Regions from separate parts of the Homo sapiens genome. Here all the other regions are linked to region 1. Evidence: chromatin contacts called from ENCODE Hi-C or POLR2A ChIA-PET data. All regions are on one chromosome and are shown on one strand. Each heading gives the region's core, a stretch centred on a gene start or an enhancer-like site at or near the end of the contact. The rest is flanking DNA. Distances are from core to core; before and after follow the strand shown. Region 1 overlaps SMARCA4 (SWI/SNF related BAF chromatin remodeling complex subunit ATPase 4). Region 2 overlaps SMARCA4 (SWI/SNF related BAF chromatin remodeling complex subunit ATPase 4). Region 3 has its middle 13 kb from the start of TIMM29.

Region 1 (3,132 bases), core at 352-2,851:
AGGCATGCACCCACCACGCCTGGCTAATTTTTGTATTTTTAGTAGAGACGGGTTTTACCATTTTGGTCAGGCTGGTCTCGAACTCCTGACCTCTGCTTGCCTCGGCCTCCCAAAGTGCTGGGATTACAGGTATGAGCCATCACGCCCGGCCGATACTTTCTACTTTTTAAAAGTGGATACCGGCCACATATGTGGTGGCTCGTGCCTGTAATCCCAGCACTTCTGGAGGCTGATGCAGGTGGATCAGGAGTTCAAGACCAGCCTGGCCAACATGGCGAAACCCCGTCTCTACTAAAAATACAAAAAATATATATATATATATATTTTAGCCAGGTATAGTGGTGCGTGCCTGTAATCCCAGCTACTCGGGAAGCTGAGGCACGATAATCGCTTGAACCTAGGAGGCGGAGGTTGCAGTGAGCCGAGATCACGCCACTGCACTCCAGCTTGGGTGATGGAGCAAGACTCTGTCTCTAAATAAATAAATAAATAGATAGATAGATATCTCAATAGCCAGTAAGCATACAGAAAGGTGCTCCGTGCCATTAGTTGTGAGGGACATGCAAATGAAGACCATAAGAAGATGCGATTGGACATTGGCAACATTGTTAAAAGTTGTAAGGACTGACAGCAGCAAGTGTTGGGGTTGATGAAGAGCACCTGGAATGCTGTCCCTGTGTGGGAGGTGGGACCGTGTGTGTAGATGATACAACTATTTTGGAAAACTAGCAAAGCTAAGTTTATGCCTCCCTTTATAACCACCAGTTTCATTCTTGGACACCCAAGAAGAACCAATGCATGTGTTCACCAAATGACTCTCATAGCAGCTTGATTTGTGCTGGCCAGAACCTGGTAGAGTACAATGTCTATGAAAATGAGAATGCTCACATAAAAAGAACGGATGACTCTCCCAGACATGGTGACCCTGTGTGATTGTCTTTTTTTTTTTTTTTTGAGACAGGGTCTTTCTCTGTTGCCCACGATCATGGCTCACTGCAGCCTTGACCTCCTGGGCTCAAACAGTTCTCCCTACTCAGCCTCCTGAGTATAAGCTAATTTAAAAAAAAAAACTTGTAGAGACAGGGTCTTGCTATGTTGCCTAGGCTGGTCTTGAATTCCTGGACTCAAGCGATCCTTCTGCCTTGGCCTCCCAAAGTGCTGGGATTATAGGTATGACCCACTGCCCCCAACATTATATTATTTATATGTTACATATATTATATGTTATAAGTATATATTGTATATTATATAATATATGTATTATAGACGTGACCCACCACACCCGTCATTTTATTGGAAGTTCAATAACAGGTGAAAGGAAGCCACAGTGATAGTCAAAATAGTGGTTTCCCTGGGAGAGTGGTATTGACTGGGGGGGCCCAAGAATGCCTTCTGGAACGTCAGGAGGGATGTCTGACGCAGTGTTCTTCAAGCTGTTCACCTATGATCCTGCGATCAGGGCATGTACAAGTCAGTGAGAGTAAGCAGAATCACACGCTGCTCCCCTCAGTACTGAGCTGAGGACGTGGAGTCGCTCCACGGCTCTCCACTTTGTGCTGCAAGTCGGCCAGTGCTTGTTCAAGTGCAGGCACCAGCAACCTCATCACAGGCTTTGGCACTGGGCGATACTGCTGGGGATGGCTTTGCATCACTCCCGGGCTGTTGGGATCCCCTTTACTGTCACTCTGCACGTGTCTGAGCTTTCAATCCGGAAATGAATTTGCGGATGCTGGTGGCACCCGCGTTCCTGTTTCACTGCAGCCTGACTCTAGAGGCAGCATTTTCAGGAGGAGAGGCCATTCTAACAAGCCTCTGTGAAACCCCGTGCTTCTAAAAAGCAGACTTGCCTTATTCGGGCACAAAATGGTTTTTTGGGGCAGCATCTTCAGTGTACTCTGTTTTTCCGTTGACAAAGTTAGCGCTGCTTTGAGTTGGAGCCGTTCCTGGAGGCTGTGACGGCATCGCATGATTTGATGGAAGGGAGAGGGGAGAAGTTCTAATGCTCAGTGTAAAGTACGATTAGGTGGCATACGCCTGTAGTCCCAGCTACTCGGGAGGCTGAGGCATGAGAATCGCTTGAACCCCGGGGACGGAGGTTGCAGTGAGCAGAGATCATGTCACTGCACTCCAGCCTGGGCGACAGAGTGAGACTCTGTCTCAAAAAAAAAAAAATGTACAATGAGGAGAGCTATAATTTCAGTCACTTCCCAGTGTATGCTCGTTGGCTTGTCCACCTTCAGAGAGGGAAAAGATGGTTTGCCCTCAATGACCTGGATCTTTTTCTCTTTTTCCTCTGAGACAGCGTCTCGCCCTTTTGCCCAGGCTAGAGTGCAGTGGTGCGGTCATGGTTCACTGCAGCCTCAACCTCCTGGACTCAGGTAACCCTCCCACCTCAGCCTCCCAAGTAGCTGGGGCTACAGGCATGTGTCACCAAGCATGGCTAATTTTTGTATTTTTTGTAGAGATGAGGTTTTGCCATGTTGCCCAGGCTGATCTTGAATTTCTGGGTTCAGGCCATCCCCCTGCCTTGGCCTCCCAAAGTGCTGGGATTACAGGCGTGCTGGATTGTATTTTGCTGTCAGTTTCAGTTTATTTGACTTAGAATAAAGACCTTCAAGTGAGGAAGAAGCTATAGGTCCCTGAATATCACAGGATCTATGAAGTATGTGGCAGTCCTGCTGTCCCTTTTCCTACCTCATTGCAACACTCTGTGGACCTGAGAAGACTGTGGGGACAGAAGGCCCAGAGGGGAGCGCCAAGGAGCCAGTGCCTCCCCCTGCCCTGGCCGTGCCCACGTTGCTGGGCTTCCCACCTATGGAGGTAGCTGCAGGCGCATCCTCCCTGCAGACATACCCATGGACCAGAGGCTTCAGGCTCCAAAATCAGCATCTTAGTAACATAAACGCAAGGTTCAGACTGTTGTCACATGGCAGAGGCCAGGGCGGCATCTCATAATCAGACAGATCCTGTTTCTGTAGCAGAATGTGCGAATATCCACACGGAGCAGAATCAGGTCAGATTTTGCCTCCAGATGAATTTCCTTGCAGTAACACATTTAGGTTTGTTTATGTCAGGGGCCATCTTTTCAGGATTGGCTGGAGTGCCAGCCACTGGTTCCTCCCCTGCTGAGTT
Region 2 (3,132 bases), core at 1-2,500, 56 kb after region 1:
GTTCTGGCTCTAGCGTGCCCCTGGTGCCTGCATGCTGATGCCTCTCCCGTTGCCTCCCTGCCCACCAGCGCATGGACCTGGACCGCAGGCGCGAGGAGGCCCGCAACCCCAAGCGGAAGCCGCGCCTCATGGAGGAGGACGAGCTCCCCTCGTGGATCATCAAGGACGACGCGGAGGTGGAGCGGCTGACCTGTGAGGAGGAGGAGGAGAAGATGTTCGGCCGTGGCTCCCGCCACCGCAAGGAGGTGGACTACAGCGACTCACTGACGGAGAAGCAGTGGCTCAAGGTACATGCTGGAGAGGCCCAGCAGCTGCCGCAGGCCAGCGCCAGGCAGGGCTGGGGAGACAAAGGGCCCACCGCCAGGACTCAGGCCTGGGTCCAAAATGCTTTCCTTGGGCCACTCCTGGCCAGGCTCCGCAGGCAGCCGAGAGCCTTCCGATGTGGGCCAGGGATGGTCAGGTCCTTTTGGCTCTGCCTTGGAATGCAAGAAGGACCCACGGTTCCTGAGCAGCTCAAAACCTGCTGCTGGTTATGGTTGGTCTTTCAAGTAAAAGGGTTTACCTCTTCCCGAGGTTAAAAATCATGTTGCTGATCTCAGTGGACTGCTGGCTTTCCCAGTACCTGCCAGGAGGGAGGCACAAGGGTGAATCATGGACTATTGAGGCGCCCTGCAAAGCGTTGCACTGCTGGCTGCAGGCAGCCTCACTTTGGGCAAGTCCCCCCCCATGAGCTGGGGAGACTCAGTCATGGGGAGGGAGGAGAGGGCAAGCCCCCAAGGGCCTCTGAACCTGGCAGGTGCTGCACGGGGCTGGCAGTTGCTTGTGGAGCTGACGTGAGGGCCCGTTCTCAGCAGATGGCAGCTGGCCCTGCAACAGCAGCTGCAGATGTCTTTGAGTCAGTCGTGCGGTGCTCCTGGGGCTTCACCCGACCCAACTTTCCCAGCCCAAGGCACACTGTGACAGATGCCTGGCACTGATGTCCTCACTGGGGTTACGGTGACAGATCAGACCCCTTCCCAGCTCAGGGGCTCTGAGTTATAGAGACGATGATTCAGAATCCATCCCTGAAGTTGTGTCATAAAAATGTCCTGAAGCAATAATTCCGAGAAGGCAGGTGGCAGCTTTTGGCTATGCCATGCAAAGTGCCACACCCAGGAAAGAGCCATGTGGCCTAGCCCATGTGGCCAAACAGCCCCGGTTCCCTCCTGGGACCTCAGCAGCCCAGACTCATGAGCTTGCCTGCCAAGCTGTGCACCAGAGGGCGCTGTTGAAACACACCAGGAGCCCAGGTGACAGACAGGCCATCCTGTTCCCCAGCCAGCCTCCCAAGCACAGCGCTCCAGGACCCAGAAGAGAAACCCTGAAAAGACAGTGTGAGCCCTGCCACAGACCTGTGTGACAGCAGAGCTGTTTGGCTGCTGTATGAGTGTCACCGGCCCTGCATTTTTTTCTTTTTTAATAAAGACAAAGTCTTGCTGTGTTACCCAGGCTGGCCTCCAGTTCCTGGGGGCTCAAGTGATCCTCACACCTCAGCCTCCTGAGTAGTTCAGACTACAGGTACACACCAACACGCCTGGCTAATTTTAAATTTTTTGTAAAGTGGGGGTCTCACTGTGTCACTCAGGCTGGTCTCAAACTCCTGGGCTCAAACAATCCACCCGCCTCGGCCTGCAGAGTAGCTGGGATTACGAGCATGAGCCACGGTGCCCAGCTCAGCCCTGCATATTTGAGGCAGTGAGTACCTTTTAAATTTAAGATCAGTTCATACGTGGCTGCTCTATGTACATTTTTTTCTAGGTGTAATTTACATACCATACAGTTCACCCTTTTGGGGTATATGATACAATCATCTTCAGTGTATCCAAGAGTTGTGCATCTCTCACCACAGTCCATTTTAGAACATTCTCATCGCCCCCAAAAGAAGCCCTGCCCCGATTTGCCATTCCTGGTAATTCATGGATTCTCCCCAGCCCCAGGCAACCACTGATGTACTTTCTGTCCATATAGTTTTACCTGTTCTGGGCGTTTCCTGTCAGTGGAGTCCTACAGCGTGGGATGCTTTGGTGTCAGGCTTTTTTCACGCAATGTAACATGCTGACCCATGATGCAGCAGGTGTGTTGCATTCTTTGATGGTGAAATAATCCTGCCTCGTACAGATTTGTCACATTCGGTTTTTCTGTCCATTCTTGATGGACACTTGGGTTGTATCCACTTTCGGGCTATTACAAACAATACTACCGTGAACATTCACGTACACGTTTTTGCGTGCACGCGTTTCTCTTTAATATGTGATTTCTCTTTAATATCTGATTTCTCTTTAATATGTGCCTAGGCGTAGAGTTGCCGGAACAATGTTAGTTCTCTATTTAACCTTTTGAGGGACCCCAGCCTGGTTTCCTTGGTGGCTACGCCAGTTCACAGTTCCACCAGCTGTGTATGAGAATTCCTCTTTCTCTACATCCTCAGCAACCCTTGCTGTTCCCTCGCCCGCTGATTCTAGCCATCCCAGCACGTATGAAGTGCCATCTGAGTGTGGTTGGATTTGCATTTCCCTGATGGCTAATGGTGTGGAGTATCTGTTCATATGCTTCTTGGCCCTTTGTGTATCCTCTAGAAAGAGATGTCTAGTCACATCATCCTTTACCCAAATTTAAAATATATTTATCTTAATATTGAATTGTAAGTTATTTACAAGTGCCTTATCAGATATCATTTGTAAATATTTTGTTCCATTCTGCACATTCTCTTTTCGCTTCCGTGATATCCGTTGAAGCACAGAAGTGTTTCATTGTACTTACAGTCGATTTTTCTTTTTCACCTGTGCCTTGGTGTTGTATCTGAGAAACCATCGCCTATCCAAGGTCACGAAGACTTGCCCCTGTCTTTTCTCCTAGGAGGGTTATAATTTGATCTCTTCCATGTAGATCCATGTAAGATCCATTTTGAGTTAAATTTTATACATGATGTGAGGTAGGGGTCCATCTTCATCCATCCAACTGGAAATCCAGTTGTCCCAGCAGCATTTGTTGAAGAGACTATTTTTTCCCATTGAGCCCATCTTATTACACAGTATATTCAAATTCACAGTTGTGAAAAATATTATACAAAACACTGTCTCCCCACTACTGTTG
Region 3 (3,132 bases), core at 463-2,962, 38 kb before region 1:
GAGGTGCATGCCACCATGCCCAGCTAATTTTTGTACTTTTAGTAGAGACGGAGTTTCAGCATGTTGGCCAGGATGGTCTCGATCTCTTGACCTCGTGATCTGCCTGCCTCGGCCTCCCAAAGTGCTGGGATTATAGGTGTGAGCCACCATGCCTGGCCCACAGTGATGATTATGAATAGCTATTCATTATTTGAAAATGAATAGTATCTGAAGTATCTGAGACAGGTCTCCATCAAATTAGAAATTCATTTTGCCAAGGTTTAGGACATGCCTGGAAGAAATAAACACAGGGCCAGGTGCAGTAGTTTACACCTGTAATCCCAGCGTTTTGGGAGGCCAAGGCGAGCAGATAACCCGAGGTCAGGAGTTTGAGACCAGCCTGGCCAACATGGTGAAACCCCATCTCTACTAAAAATACAAAAATTAGCCGGGCGCGGTCGTGGGCACCTGTAATCCCAGCTACTAAGGAGGCTGAGGCAGGAGAATCGCTGTGCACCACTGCACTCCAGCCTGGGCAACAGAGGGACAGAAAGAGACAGAGAGACAGAGAGAGACAGAGGGAGGCAGGGAGGGAGAGAGGGAGGAGTGGGGCAGGGAGGGAGGGAAAGGAAAGGAAAGGAAGGAAAGAAAAGAAAAAGAGAAAAAGAACGAAACATAGAATCACGGACACAGTTCATAATCTGTGTCTTTCTCCAAAAATTATTTTGAGGGCTTCAGTATTTAAAGGGGAAAAGTGGGCTGGAGGGCAAATGGGAGAGTAATGTGTCCATGTGTAATAAAATCCATATATGTAATGTATCCCAAATGTATCCATATGTAATTCACATATTCCTACAGAAAAGGAGCAGGTAGGGGGATAGTCAATTATGTATTCGTCTGGCGCCCAGTAAATGGTCACTTTCCATAAGATAAAGTGAACACAGGGTAGGTACCTATGGAGCTTTTTTTTTTTTTTTTGAGATGGAGTCTCGCTCTGGCGCCCAAGCTGGAGGGCAGTGGCAGGATCTCGGCTCACTGCAAGCTCCGCCTCCCGGGTTCAGGCCATTCTCCTGCTTCAGCCTCCCCAGTAGCTGAGACTACAGGCGCCTGCAAACACGCCCAGCTAATTTTTTTTTTTTGTATTTTTTTTTTGTATTTTTAGTAGAGACGGGGTTTCACTGCGTTAGCCAGGACGGTCTCCATCTCCTGACCTCGTGATCTGCCCGTCTCGGCCTCCCAAAGTGCTGAGATTACAGGCGTGAGCCACCGCACCCGGCAGATTTTTTTTTTTTTTTTCTTTGAGATGGAGTCTAGCTCTGTCACCAGGCTGAAGTGCAGTGGCGCAATCTCGGCTCACTGCAACCTCCGCCTCCTGGGTTCAAGCGATTCTCCTGCCTCAGCCTTCTGAGTAGCTGGGACTACAGGCATGTGCCACCAGGCCCAGCTAATTTTTTTTTTTTTTTCATGGAGATGGGGTCTCAGGCTTTTGTCTCGAACCCCTGGGCCAAGTGATCCTCCAACCTCAGCCTCCTGAGCAGCTAGTTCTTTTCTAGTGTAATATATTATCTTACGGAATATATTCCATTGTCTGCATGGACCCCAGTTGGTTTATTCACCCATCTACTTAGTGACATCTTGGTTATTTCAAAGCTGACATGGTAGGTATTACTGGTCGCCTTACAGGGGAACAGCAGGACATCTGTAGTGTGTGGTGAACACTAGAGGGAGCAAGAACCCCCTTTCTCTATCAGGTGGGTGTTACCCATTTCCCAGCTGCACTAATCTGTCGTTCCTTGTAGAGGCCTGATCTGGTGTTTGCCCTGAATGAGAGATGATCTGGAAACCATTTGTGGGAAAATTAAGTTAGACATCCTTCCATTGAAATAAAATGCAGGGGCCGGGCACAGTGGCTCACGCCTGTAATCCCAGCACTTTGGGAGGCCAAGTCGGGCTGATCACCTGAGGTCAGGAGTTCGAGACCAGCCAGGCCAACATGACTAATTTTTTTGTATTTTCAGTAGAGACGGGGTTTCACCGTGTTAGCCAGGATGGTCTTAATCTCCTGACCTTGTGATCCGCCCGCCTCGGCCTCTCAAAGTGCTGGGATTACAGGCGTGAGCCACCGTGCCCAGCCTTGCAGCAAATAATTACATGAAAAAATAATTAATTTAAATTCTGGCAAGTTCTTTGAATCAAAACCAGGGAGAGGTGCTCTGCTCTAATAACCCAGCTCTTGTGGATGTTATTCATGCTAAAACTTGTAGGATTTTCCATTGCTTGAGTTCTGCTGTAGTGTTATTGCTTATCAGTGTAGGATCTGTGCTCTGTGGATTGGTTTAAACTTTACTCGTGGGACAGCTGGCTTTGAAAAGTTTTCATCATCCCCTGCAGGGACTGCACTGGTCTTTGTTGAGGCACATCTAATGTTGATAGCTCTGTTTCCTCCCAGCTGGGGCTCCAATCTGTGACCTTGCTTAGGTAGTGATGCTCTGAAAAGTCTCCCTATTTCTTCTGAGAACAGTTAGATATTGGGTGTAGGCTTTTGAAATAATATGATAGGCCTCACTCTGTAGGGGTTTTTACAAAAGCCACTATAGGCTGGACGTGGTGGCTCACACTGTAATCCCAGCACATTGGGAGGCTGAGATGGGAGGATTGCTTGAGACGAGGAGTTTGAGACCAGGAGTTTAAGACCAGCCTGGTCAACATAGTGACACCTCCATCTCTTTAAAATTGTTGTTTAATTATATAAAAGCCACTGTAGAGTTTGAATGCTTTCAAAATATCAAGAGGATGACCACAATGAAGTAAACTGTCACGGTGGGGCACAGTGCCTCATGCCTGTAATCCCAGCACTTTGGGAGGCTAATGTGGATGGATCCCTTGAGCTATGAGTTTGAGACTGACCTGGGCAACATAGGGAGACCCCATCTCTACTAAAAATATGAAAAATTTAGTAAAAACCCTGTCTCTACTAAAAATACAAAAATTAGCCAGATGTGCTGGCATGTGCCTGTAGTCCCAGATACTGGGGAGGCTGAGGTGAGAGAATCACTTGAACCTGGGAGGCAGAGGTTGCAATGAGCTGAGATCATGCCACTGAACTCCAGCCTGGGCAACAGAGCAAGACTCCCTCTCAATAAATAAATAAAT

Evidence for each region. Hi-C counts contacts between places; a loop is a spot of excess contacts on that map. ChIA-PET counts read pairs that join two places held with the same protein, here RNA polymerase II (POLR2A). Pooled maps may share reads with other maps.
Region 2: a loop to region 1 is called in a pooled map, with 2.0 times the contacts of the local background. The contact joins two enhancer-like sites. A Hi-C loop is called at or near these places in 2 of 168 maps with a recorded cell type or tissue (astrocyte of the cerebellum and endothelial cell of hepatic sinusoid) and 2 of 50 pooled maps. POLR2A ChIA-PET finds 5 or more read pairs at or near these places in 6 of 52 experiments (AG04449, CD4-positive, alpha-beta T cell, H1 and 3 more).
Region 3: a loop to region 1 is called in a map of OCI-LY7, with 6 times the contacts of the local background. The contact joins two enhancer-like sites. A Hi-C loop is called at or near these places in 26 of 168 maps with a recorded cell type or tissue (CD4-positive, alpha-beta T cell, CD4-positive, alpha-beta memory T cell, CD8-positive, alpha-beta T cell and 17 more), 17 of 37 single-sample maps with no recorded cell type and 30 of 50 pooled maps. POLR2A ChIA-PET finds 5 or more read pairs at or near these places in 21 of 52 experiments (AG04449, B cell, BJ and 17 more).

The regions. Positions count from the first base shown.
Region 1 is chr19:10,978,475-10,981,606 of GRCh38, forward strand. All of the region lies in intron 1 of SMARCA4 (SWI/SNF related BAF chromatin remodeling complex subunit ATPase 4), which reads left to right. Among named protein-coding and RNA genes, the nearest start is that of SMARCA4, 19 kb to the left of the region's middle. Within about 2 kb of position 1,602, at least 4 of the 41 ENCODE cell types and tissues checked have a DNase peak (open chromatin) inside an H3K27ac peak, as active enhancers do; they include OCI-LY7, where a contact is called at or near this core.
Region 2 is chr19:11,034,846-11,037,977 of GRCh38, forward strand. SMARCA4 (SWI/SNF related BAF chromatin remodeling complex subunit ATPase 4) reads left to right here. Exons shown (of 35, transcript NM_003072.5): 29 at 69-287. Among named protein-coding and RNA genes, the nearest start is that of LDLR, 53 kb to the right of the region's middle. RefSeq lists an enhancer at 1,380-1,539. Within about 2 kb of position 1,251, at least 14 of the 41 ENCODE cell types and tissues checked have a DNase peak (open chromatin) inside an H3K27ac peak, as active enhancers do.
Region 3 is chr19:10,940,504-10,943,635 of GRCh38, forward strand. No RefSeq gene overlaps it. Among named protein-coding and RNA genes, the nearest start is that of TIMM29, 13 kb to the left of the region's middle. Within about 2 kb of position 1,713, at least 4 of the 41 ENCODE cell types and tissues checked have a DNase peak (open chromatin) inside an H3K27ac peak, as active enhancers do; they include OCI-LY7, where a contact is called at or near this core.